Linked DNA regions of Homo sapiens: region 2 is linked to region 1. The links are chromatin contacts, found by Hi-C or POLR2A ChIA-PET in ENCODE. All regions are on one chromosome and are shown on one strand. Each heading gives the region's core, a stretch centred on a gene start or an enhancer-like site at or near the end of the contact. The rest is flanking DNA. Distances are from core to core; before and after follow the strand shown. Region 1 has its middle 97 kb from the start of MAOA. Region 2 overlaps MAOA (monoamine oxidase A).

What was found. A loop is a pair of places that touch in the nucleus more often than their neighbours do. ChIA-PET counts read pairs that join two places held with the same protein, here RNA polymerase II (POLR2A). Pooled maps may share reads with other maps.
Region 2: a loop to region 1 is called in a pooled map, with 4 times the contacts of the local background. The contact joins two enhancer-like sites. A Hi-C loop is called at or near these places in 1 of 168 maps with a recorded cell type or tissue (Caco-2) and 4 of 50 pooled maps. POLR2A ChIA-PET finds 5 or more read pairs at or near these places in 1 of 52 experiments (MCF 10A).

Annotation. Positions count from the first base shown.
Region 1 is chrX:43,556,138-43,561,474 of GRCh38, forward strand. No RefSeq gene overlaps it. Among named protein-coding and RNA genes, the nearest start is that of MAOA, 97 kb to the right of the region's middle. Within about 2 kb of position 3,679, at least 3 of the 41 ENCODE cell types and tissues checked have a DNase peak (open chromatin) inside an H3K27ac peak, as active enhancers do.
Region 2 is chrX:43,705,966-43,710,890 of GRCh38, forward strand. The region is part of intron 3 of MAOA (monoamine oxidase A); the gene reads left to right. Among named protein-coding and RNA genes, the nearest start is that of MAOA, 52 kb to the left of the region's middle. Within about 2 kb of position 2,131, at least 13 of the 41 ENCODE cell types and tissues checked have a DNase peak (open chromatin) inside an H3K27ac peak, as active enhancers do.

The DNA of each region.
Region 1 (5,337 bases), core at 2,429-4,928:
AATATTTCTCTGAATCTTTTTCCCATGCCTGCTAAAGTAAGATCTTCGGGTTGGGGTGGAGGGAGAGGAAAGGACAGAGGCACTATTTCTAGGAGTCTCCAAGGGACACCTTGCCTGAGCCCACAGAAATATTTCTTTTTGCCACTCCATGGCATTAGCCATTTCTTTTTTCTGCTGTGTTTCCCTGTAGCTGAGATGTCAGGCCACCCATGCCCTCAAGAGGCAATGTCCTTCAGTTTATAACAACTCTGTCATCATAGGTGAGAGCCTTGGCACTGCCACGGGTGAGATAACATAACAGGGCAACTCACTGGGTTATTTAGAGCCTTTGTTCTACCATATCTGGGCTATGTTTTCCTCAGAAGCAGAGACAATTCCTCTTTCCTCATCTTGGCATTTTAAATGCTACTCCAAAACAAAGCTGCACTGTTTTAGATCCTGAGTAAAAGCATTTCAATGCAGCTATTCTGCCAGTTTTTTCCTGTAGTTTTCTCACCCCAGGACTTCAGCGTCAGTCAGTGGGGATTAGATTGGAGAACTGGCTGAGCAGTAGGACATGTTAATACTCAAAATCATCCCAACCCCGATTAACATGGGCATTGTTATTAGGAAGGACAGTTGAGACAATCCACTTTGTTTGGAGGAGTTATTTCCCAAGAGACTTCTTGATCTTTCATCGAAGGGGAAACCTGGTGACCCCTAGCTCCACTGAGCAGAGGCAAGAAGCTCACAGACAGACTCTTGCTACCCATGCAGAGATCATATTGCCCCATGTTTAGTGAAACACAGTGACTGGACAATGGGGGTGAAAAGTGAGGAGTGAGCACTCCGAAGCTTGAAGGCAGGGGTCAGGTGTCTCTACTTCTCTCTAGTATTTAGACCACACCCTCTTATATCTGTTATCCGCCTGGTGCTAATCTGTTGTGAGCACAAAAGATAAGAAGCAGAGAGACAAGGCAATGTCTTCTTTCCAAGTGAAGGTATATTGTGAGCATAGGTACTAACGGGAAGGTGGCAAATACGCTGGAAAATACCCTGACACATACAGCATTAGCACACAGGTATTTTTTGTTGGATGCTGTAAAATTCAGAGAAAGTTTGCCAAGAGGCAGAGTGAAAAAAAAAATTGGGTTATTATTTTAGAAACTGATTTTGAAAGAAGGAAGATTAAAAAAAGAAAAAAAGCCTTCTTACTAGAAGATACAGCTGACCTCAGAAATAAGCAGATGCGCCTCCACCACCAGGAGACAGTTTTAGAAAGGATTCCCCCTTGTTAGCTCAAGTTTATTCTTATCCCTAAGCACAAACTCCCTAGGGGATTTGGACACAGGCTGATTGCAGAATTCCATATGTTGAGAGCCAGAGTAGCATAATAGCAGGGAATACAGACTTTGAAAGCAACCTGCCTGTGTTGAAAGACCTTAGATGTGACATTTAACTAGCTGTGTGCTAGTGAGCAACTGACTTAACCTCTCTATGTCTCAGTTATCCCTTTTTGATAGATGAGGTGAGGACGCCTGCCTTACATAACTGCAGTAAGAATCACGTGGCTATATGTCAAAAGCGCTTAGCTCAGTTCTCTGCACATAATCATTCGAAAGATGTTGGCTTTAACATTTTGTTACCATCTAATTTTAAGATTGACACAGTAGAAATCAGAAATCTAATATGTATGCAGATATTTAGACTCAGGGCTCAACTTGCTTTAAAACTTTGTTCTAAAGAATATAATTTACTTAAGTATATTTGAATTTTTACAAGTTATTTGCACAAATGTGCAGAAATCCAATTGTATTACCAAACATGATTAAGACCCACCATCTTGAATCACGGAAAACACGTTTCCGGCAAAGCTGGGCTCTGAGATTATGGTACAGTGCTGACATCTGGTGGCAGCAAGCCCTGAAACATGAAATTGAAGTTCTCTCACTAAAAGGAAATAGGTAAACACCCATAAATAAGCCTTCATAAAGGAAATAGGTAAACACCCATAATAAGTTTTCATTGGGCGGATAGGTTTTAGAACTCCTTCAAACTCTAAAATATAAATGAGTCTTAGAATTTTTATAGATAAGAAACTCCAAATGACTAATAAACATACTAAAGATGCTTATCTCCCCTAAAAACCAAAGAAATGAAAACTGAAGCAATTAGATACCATTATACCATTTTTATCCAACAGACTGAGAAATAGTAAAAAGACTGATAATACTAATTGGAGATGAGTATGGAAAAATTGGGACTTTCAAACACTGCTGTCCAAATTTGAAGTGCTATTTTGCTGTACCAATAGACATTTAGCAGAATCTGGTAAAAGTGATGATGTGCATGGCCTGTAGCTCAGCAATTCTAGTTCAGGGTATGTATTCCAGACCCCAGGAAAAGCCTGTGCTCAAAGAAATGTGGTAAGGATACAAATAATACATGGCAGCATTATTTGTAACAGCAAAAAAAAAAAAAACCTGGAAACATCCTAAATGTTCAGCAATAGGATGATGGCTAATATGTCACATGCACATACTTAAAAGGATAAAACAGTAAAATGAAATGCACTAGAACCACATGCATCAACATGGATAAATCTTGAAAACAACAGTGAGACATGGAAACTTCAGAATGTCACATAGAGTATGCTATTTATTGAATATAAAAACACAAGAGAATACTATATATTGTTTTGGAAAACTAAACATATAATATAAAAATATAAAATGGGAAGAAACCCATCAACTTCAGGGTAGTGATTACCTTTAGGGAGGGAGGAGGGAGAATAGGATTGGGAAGGGGAATAAAGGAAGTTTAACTATAACTGCAATTTCAGTTATTAAAATTTCTTAATCTCTCTAACATTTTTATACCATTTATTTTTTGCTATTTATTGTATCCTTCAATATTTTCTGCACATTTATATACATACAATGGAATATTACTCAGCTATAAAAAGGAATGAAATTCTGATACATGCTACAACATTGATGAATCTTGAGGACATTATACTAAGTGAAATAAGCCAGTCATAAAAGGACAAATATTGTATAATCCCACTTCTATATAGTACCTAGAATAGGCAAATTCATAAAGACAGAAAGTAGAATAGAGTTTACTGGAGCTGGGGGTAGGAAGAATGAGGAGTTATTGTTTAATGGGTAGAGATTTTCTGTTTAGGATGATAAGGAAGTTCTAGAGATGGATGGTGGCAATGGTTGCACAACAATGTGAATGTACTTAATGCTACTGAATTACACACTTAAAAATAGTTACAATGGCTTTATGTTTATATATATATATATAACCACACATAAAAAAATTAAAAACCTATAAGTCAGTTCCTGCCCTTTGGGCAACCACTCCAAGCATGGCAGAGAAGTAGGATATCTCCATATCTGTGCTGGCAGTTGTACAGAAGTTGGTGGAGAGGCAAAGAGGTGGCTGTCGCTGGCATTTCTTTTTTTTTTTTTTTTTTTTTGAATTAGAGCTGTAGTAAGAGGATGAAACCAAAGTTTAGGTTTCGGCATCTAAAGACTAGAAAAATTGTATTTTATTGCTTCTTGAAATGCTAGCTTTTGCTGCCCTCTAACCAACAGGAGACCAGGGCCAGCTGAGCCTTCTTGTCTTTGAGTAAGGTCTGCTTCTTTCACTCCCCCTGGGCCCACCTCCCCTGGGGAGGTGTGACTTGATTCAATTTCCTGAGAATCTGGGGTGTAGTGAAAGGATGCCAGAAGGTGGCAGCAAAAGACCACCTCGTGGAAAAGACCTTCTGCTTTCTTCTCTTCACTCTCCTGGGCATCTGGCAGAAGTTGGCTTTGATTGCCAGGGTCCCCACCTCAATTCAAGATGAAGCCTAGTGTAGTAACACCATGCCTGGGGCCAAGAGAGACACACCAAGCACAAGGTAATCAAGAGGCAATAATTCAAGAAAGGGTGCTTCCAAAGGCAAGGGAAGGATAGGAAAAGATATAGGTGAACCTGGCCAGTTAAACTCAATGAAACTTCCTATGTTTGGGGCTCTGTGGACCCAAAGCTGGGTAAAGCAATCTCTTTCCTTGAGACATAGTCTAGTAAGAGAGATTAAATATATGCGCTTACATGAGGAAAAACAAAAGATCAAGGCCCAAGGTTTTTGGAATGAGCCCACGTTGGGTATTTTCCTTTCCCCTCCAGATCTACTTTTTCTACCCTTTTCCTTACCTCTCCCTGTCCAGAGATGCTGATCTGTATAGATTGGAAGCCAGAAGATAAAGGCACCTGTGAAAATGTTGGCAAGATGACAAGGAAATAGGTAAATGTGCTCAGGCTTTTATTCCCAGGACTCCCTCCTGTGATGTTGCCTTGGCCTGGCCCTGTTGCGGAAGATCTGTTCCTCTCAATGGGCCTGCTCTACAGGATTCTCTCTCATTCTAGTTTCCAGCAACCTTTCCTTCCCCTCATCTCTTCTAGCCTAGTGGTAGTAGTAGCTGCTTCTAGTCTTGGGTTCCTGCACTCTCTTGTAGTCCTCTTCACCCCACCTATGCTTTAATTAAACCCTTTGTAAATAAACCCTCCTTAAATGATCCTAATTCGTGTATGCCATCTGTTTCCTGTTGGGATCCTGCCTGACACAACACCTGGCTAAATTATATTCATCCTCTACAACTAAGCTCATATAAAACAAGGAATAGCAAGGAGTGGTTTACATGAAGGCTGTGGCATGTTTTCACAGAGGACTATGAGTAATTCAGTACCACCAGAAAATAAGTTATAAGACTAGACGTGGCAGTTCAGTTAAAGGTGACAAGGAGTTAATATGAGACACGAGGTTCTCTTGATCTGGCACCTAGCATCTTAAACTTATGTCTGAGGAATAAAGGCAGTTCTTAAAGGGCACCGATTAGTTAAGTGGTTTAGAATCTTGAATATAATTTCTACCCAACATAGAGATTTAAGACAGTAGTTAAGGCATAAAGTTAGCAACATGGAAACCAGTTAGGAAAAATTTACCACAACCTAAAGACATGGCAATTTGAACCAGATTTTTTTTTTTTAAGTTTTAAGTTCAGGGGTACATATGCACAATGTGCAGGTTTGTTACATAGGTAAATATGTGTCATGGGGTTTGTTGTACACATTATTTCATCAGCCAGGTATTAAGCCTAGTATCCATTAGTTATTTTTCCTGATACTCTTCCTCCTCCCACCTTCCATCCTCCAATAGGCCCCAGTGTGTGTAGTTCCCCTCTATGTGTCCATGTTGAACCAGATTCACGGTACTTGGAATGCATATGATAAATATTTAGAAGGTAAAACATCAATAGACCTGGATATTCAAATATTAGGGATGTCAAGGAATAAAATAAAACC
Region 2 (4,925 bases), core at 881-3,380, 150 kb after region 1:
GTTGTGCAGGATGGGGCGACATTGGAAACCTCACCCATTGCTGGTAGAAATGTAAAATGGTGCAGCCACTTTGGAAAATAGTTTGGCAGTTCTTCAAAATGCAGTGTCAGAGAAAGAAGAGTGACTACTAATAATTAAGGGCTTCTTCTCAGGGTAAAGAAAATGTTCTAAAATGAGATGTGATGATGGTTGCATGCTCTGTGAATATACCAAAGACCATTGAATTGTACACTATAAATGGATGAATTATAGGATATGTGAATGATATGTTAATAAAGCTGTTAAATAGCTATTTGTCCTCACAATGTGATATTTTCATCTTTTTTCACACTTCCTGTTTCTCCTGAGTTAATGGCATCTGTGAAAGAGGAAAACTATTTTTTTAAAAAACTCTGTCAATTATCTTTAATTACACAAAAGCCGCCAGAAGAACTCATTATTGTTTCTATCTTAACTGTTTTGTTTGTAATTTCTGTATATAACTAGAATCCCTTGGAGAAGATGACATAAATTTCTTTTAAAACCCTTCACTGTTGGGGCCAGGCACAGTGGGTCATGCCTGTAATCCCAGCAGTTTGGGAGGCCAAGACAGGAGGATCACTTGAGCCCAGGAGTTCAAGACCAGCCTGAGCAATAAAGTGAGGCCCCATCTCTACAACATAAATAAATAAATAAATAAATAAATAAAAATACAAAAATTAGCCATGCATAGTGGCACACACCTATAGTCCCAGCTTACTTGGGAGGCTGAGGCTGGAGAATCACTTAAACCTGAGAGTTTGAGACTGCAGTGAGCTGTGATCACAACACTACACTCCAGCCTGGGTGACAGAGAAAGATCCTGTCAAAAAAAACAAATAAAACCCTTCATTATTGATGGTATGGCATCATTTATATCTGAGTTTAATGGTTCTATTTTTCCAGAGATAGGACTACACAATTCAGGCGCCCATTGCATTGGTAGCTGTACAAGTCTTGAGACAGAGGCTGAGAATATGAAGTGTCAGGTCATAAGCAAACACATAGGAATGTGCTGCCAGCCCTTGAAATGGTGTGAGAGGTTATAGATAATTTGGTATTCATAAACATGGAGCAGAGGCATGAAAAATGTAAACCATAAGACTGTGCCAATATAATAACAAATTTGAGGGTGGATGAGTTCCCCAGGGAAATGGGAAAGGGGTGGGCAGAAGGAAAGGAAAAGGCTAAGGATCAGACTCTGGGGGATTCAGTGGATCATAGAAGGAGGGGTCTTGGGGAACTAGGCTGAGGCTTGGGACAACTAGCACTATCTGATGGGGTGGTGTCAGATGCAGCCAAGTGCTAATGGGATGGATACATCCCTTCATATCTGGCTAAAAGGAGCTCATTGGTGACCATAGAGAAAAGGGCATCCACGGACTTTTGAGGATACAAGTCAGATTTTAGAAAACAGAAGGATATGAAGGCAATGGGGGCATCATTTGAGTGGGACTGTTAAAAGAATGCAAAGAGGATGACAAATGAAAAGGACAGACGTCTCCATGTAGGGTATGAAGGCTTTTTCTAGATAGAGTGAAGCTATGTATGTTTGAAGAGAGCTTGGATACCTGCATTTGGAAAGAGGAAGATAATGCTTTTGTAAACTATTAATACAACACAAAACTACCATCCTATTTAATGGGTCTCTTCTTAGATGATTTTAAAATTTAAAGCATTGTTATAAACTATAGAAAAGAAATCATCAAAAGATTCATCTTACAGGCTTTGTCACAAAACAATGGGACTAGAAGGGTCTCAAGGTATTCATATAAGCTGTACAGGCATGTTTCTAAATTAATCTGGAAGATAACTCTTTTATTTTCCAGATGATTAAAGAAGGCTATTTGGCAGCTTCCCCAGTGACTTATGATACTCTAATAACACTCACTTCCTTTTGCTTAACTCAAATATAAAAGTACAGAGAGATCAAACTCTCCAACGTGCCAATCAGGAAATGCTATTTTGCTTACTATAAACTTAGCTTATCTTATAGGACCAACAATAAAGAATTATGTGGGAGCCATAAACTGCCATCTCCTGGCAATAGTCTCCTGTTATTGTGAACATTAGTAGATTGAAGATGTAGTTTCTCAAAGTCACTTAAGTGTTTTGGGGCACGGTTCCAGGGACATTGCGTTCTGCTTGACATAAACAATTTCTGCTGTATCAAAGACACTGCCCTTTAGAGATTAAAGGCCACTTTGGAAAACTAGTAAGCTTTCAGAGTGTAGGTACAAAATGAACTTGACCATTACACTAGATTTTTCTCCTTTAATTTTAAAGAGCAGTAATCATTTGGAAGTATTCCCAGAGCCCCTGCTTCACCCTCTTAGGTCATGAAGGCATTCCTTACTGAGAAGTGGCTTAGTATTGAGAAACTGCTGACACCTTGGTGAGAATACTATAGAACCACATTTTGGAGACTGAGAGGGTCCACACTGTCAGGCAGTTCTCACTCAGCCAAAAGACATCTTCCAGGCCCCCCTACTGCACTACTTTAGGGATTCACACATGCAAAAGTGTTCCCCACATATGTGCATTTCTTTTTAGCAGGTTTGGGTTTTCTGTGAAACGAGAACAGAGAAGCCAGAAACTGATAGGGGTGAAACTAATTGATGAAATCCTTTATCAACAGCAAAGAAGTTTATGTTATGGGCCTTTATGGTCTTCTTGTTGTTTTTTTTTTTTTTTCTTTTGAGACAGTCTCGCACTGTCGCCCAGGCTGGAGTGTAGTGGCACGATATCGGCTCACTGCAGCCTCCGCCTCCAGGGTTCAAGCAATTCTCCTGCCTCAGCCTCTCGAGTAGCTGAGATTACAGGTGCCTGCCACCATGCCCGGCTGATTTTTTGTATTTTTAGTAGAGACGGGTTTTTTTGTTTGTTTGTGTGTTTGAGACAGAGTCGTGCTCTGTCGCTCAGGCTGGAGTGCAGTGACGTGATCTCGGCTCACTGCAACCTCTGCCTCCTGGGTTCAAGTGATTCTCCTGCCCCAGCCTCCCAAGTAGTTGGGATTACAGGCACCCATCACCACGCCCTGCTAATTTTCGTATTTTTTTAAGTAGAGACAGGGTTTTGCCATGTTGGTCAGGCTCGTCTCAAACTCCTGACCTCAGGTGATCTGCCTGTCTCAGCCTCTCAAAGTGCTGGGATTACAGGTGTGAGCCACCGCCTCTTCTTTTAAAATATTCCGTGGCTCCCATTTCTAAAATGATTGCCAGGCCAGATTTTCCTCTTTCCTTGAACTCTTTACTTCTCCTGCCACCACTGTTTATCAAGGCTCAGATCAAGGGGTCTTTGGACCTTGTGTGAAATCATACTCAAGTTGGCATCTTTCTGTGAAGAACTTCGTTAGGAATGTGGGACACATTTTGTTGAGTTATATTTATAATTCTTTTCTTTATGTTCCCAGACTATTGAGAATATTTATTTATTTATTTATTTAAGACAGAGTCTCGCTCTGTTGCCCAGGCTGGAGTGCAGTGGTGCAATCTCGGCTCACTGCAACCTCCGCCTCCTGGGTTCAAGCAATTCTCCTGCCTCAGCCTCCCGGGCAATATTTATGTTTTTTAATAAAATTTTTTTCCAAAGCAAAGATCAGTTTTGCATTAGACTATTCCTTGACTATACGTACATTTTATGGAGGAAAATGTAGATTTTTCCAGATTTCAGTTAAAGGAGGAATTATAACAAGGACCAGCTGCTCTGAGGCTGCCCCTGAGCTATTACTTAACCTCAGCCCCTCTCTTCTCCATAGCTATTTTTGTTTTCTATGTAAAATGTCTTTGCCCATTTCTCTCAGAGTATGTATTAGCATTTTCCAAAGCTGTTTATGTTCCCTCAGTGGTCGTCTTCCACCCCTGAAGCTTCTTAAGTCTCTATTTTTACTCCTTAGAAACAGAAAAGGTACATGTGGAAGATTTCTAAGTTTCACATTTCAAAGTTCTCTTTCTTTTGGGAAAGAAAAAGTTGGAAGTTTAAAAATGCCTCTAGAACAAACCTATCTCCACATTCCATCAACTGTATAGGAGGCAGGAAAGCATGTTTTATGAGCAAAGGCTTTGGGAGCAGGAAATTTCCATTCTATGATGTACTAGCTACTGCCGCTGGGCTTTAGTTTCCTTATTTATAAAATGGAAATATCAATAGCGCTTGCCTTCACAGGGTTGGAGTGAGCATTGCACGAGATAATGCATATGAAGGGCTTTAGCCAGTGTCAGGCATAGAGAAGGATCTCAATAAATGTTAGTGATGATGGTGGTGATGATGATAAAGGATTTGGAGTCTCAAAAAGTTGTATTGCAGCGTTACAACATAACATTTTCAGATAAGAAACGAGATCACATATTCTGCCAAGGTTATTTGAATTTGCTATGTGGAAGGGAAAATTACTTCTCTGTCACTTAATGGCTGCCATATATTCTTACTCAGTTAGGAGGTGTGCTTACACGTGTTTGTGATGTCTTGTGTCCTTGCCCTGATGGTCAGAAGTTTTGTTTTAGCCCTTTAAAAAATCCAATACAGCTTTCAGTATTCTGCAGTGCATGCAGTAGACTTTCTACAAGTAAATGTTTTAATTAAAAAAATCAAATTATCATGCAAATTATACTGGTAGAAAAGATTTTGGCCTTATGAACATTTACAAGGCATTGATTTTTAAAGTAAAATAAATTAGCAAATAAGGCCTTATAAACTACCTATTTCTGGTCTATTTCCTAGGGACTCACCTCTACTCACCATTGCTTCTCTTAGCACTTTGGCTGTTACACAATGAAATGAAGTTAATGGTTTCTAATAATGAATGAGCCATCTTCATATTAGAGGTCTTGGTACCAAGCAATAGAAACCAACTCAGGCTAACAAGAGGGAATGTACTGAAAGGAAATGAGAGGACCTACAGAACTGAT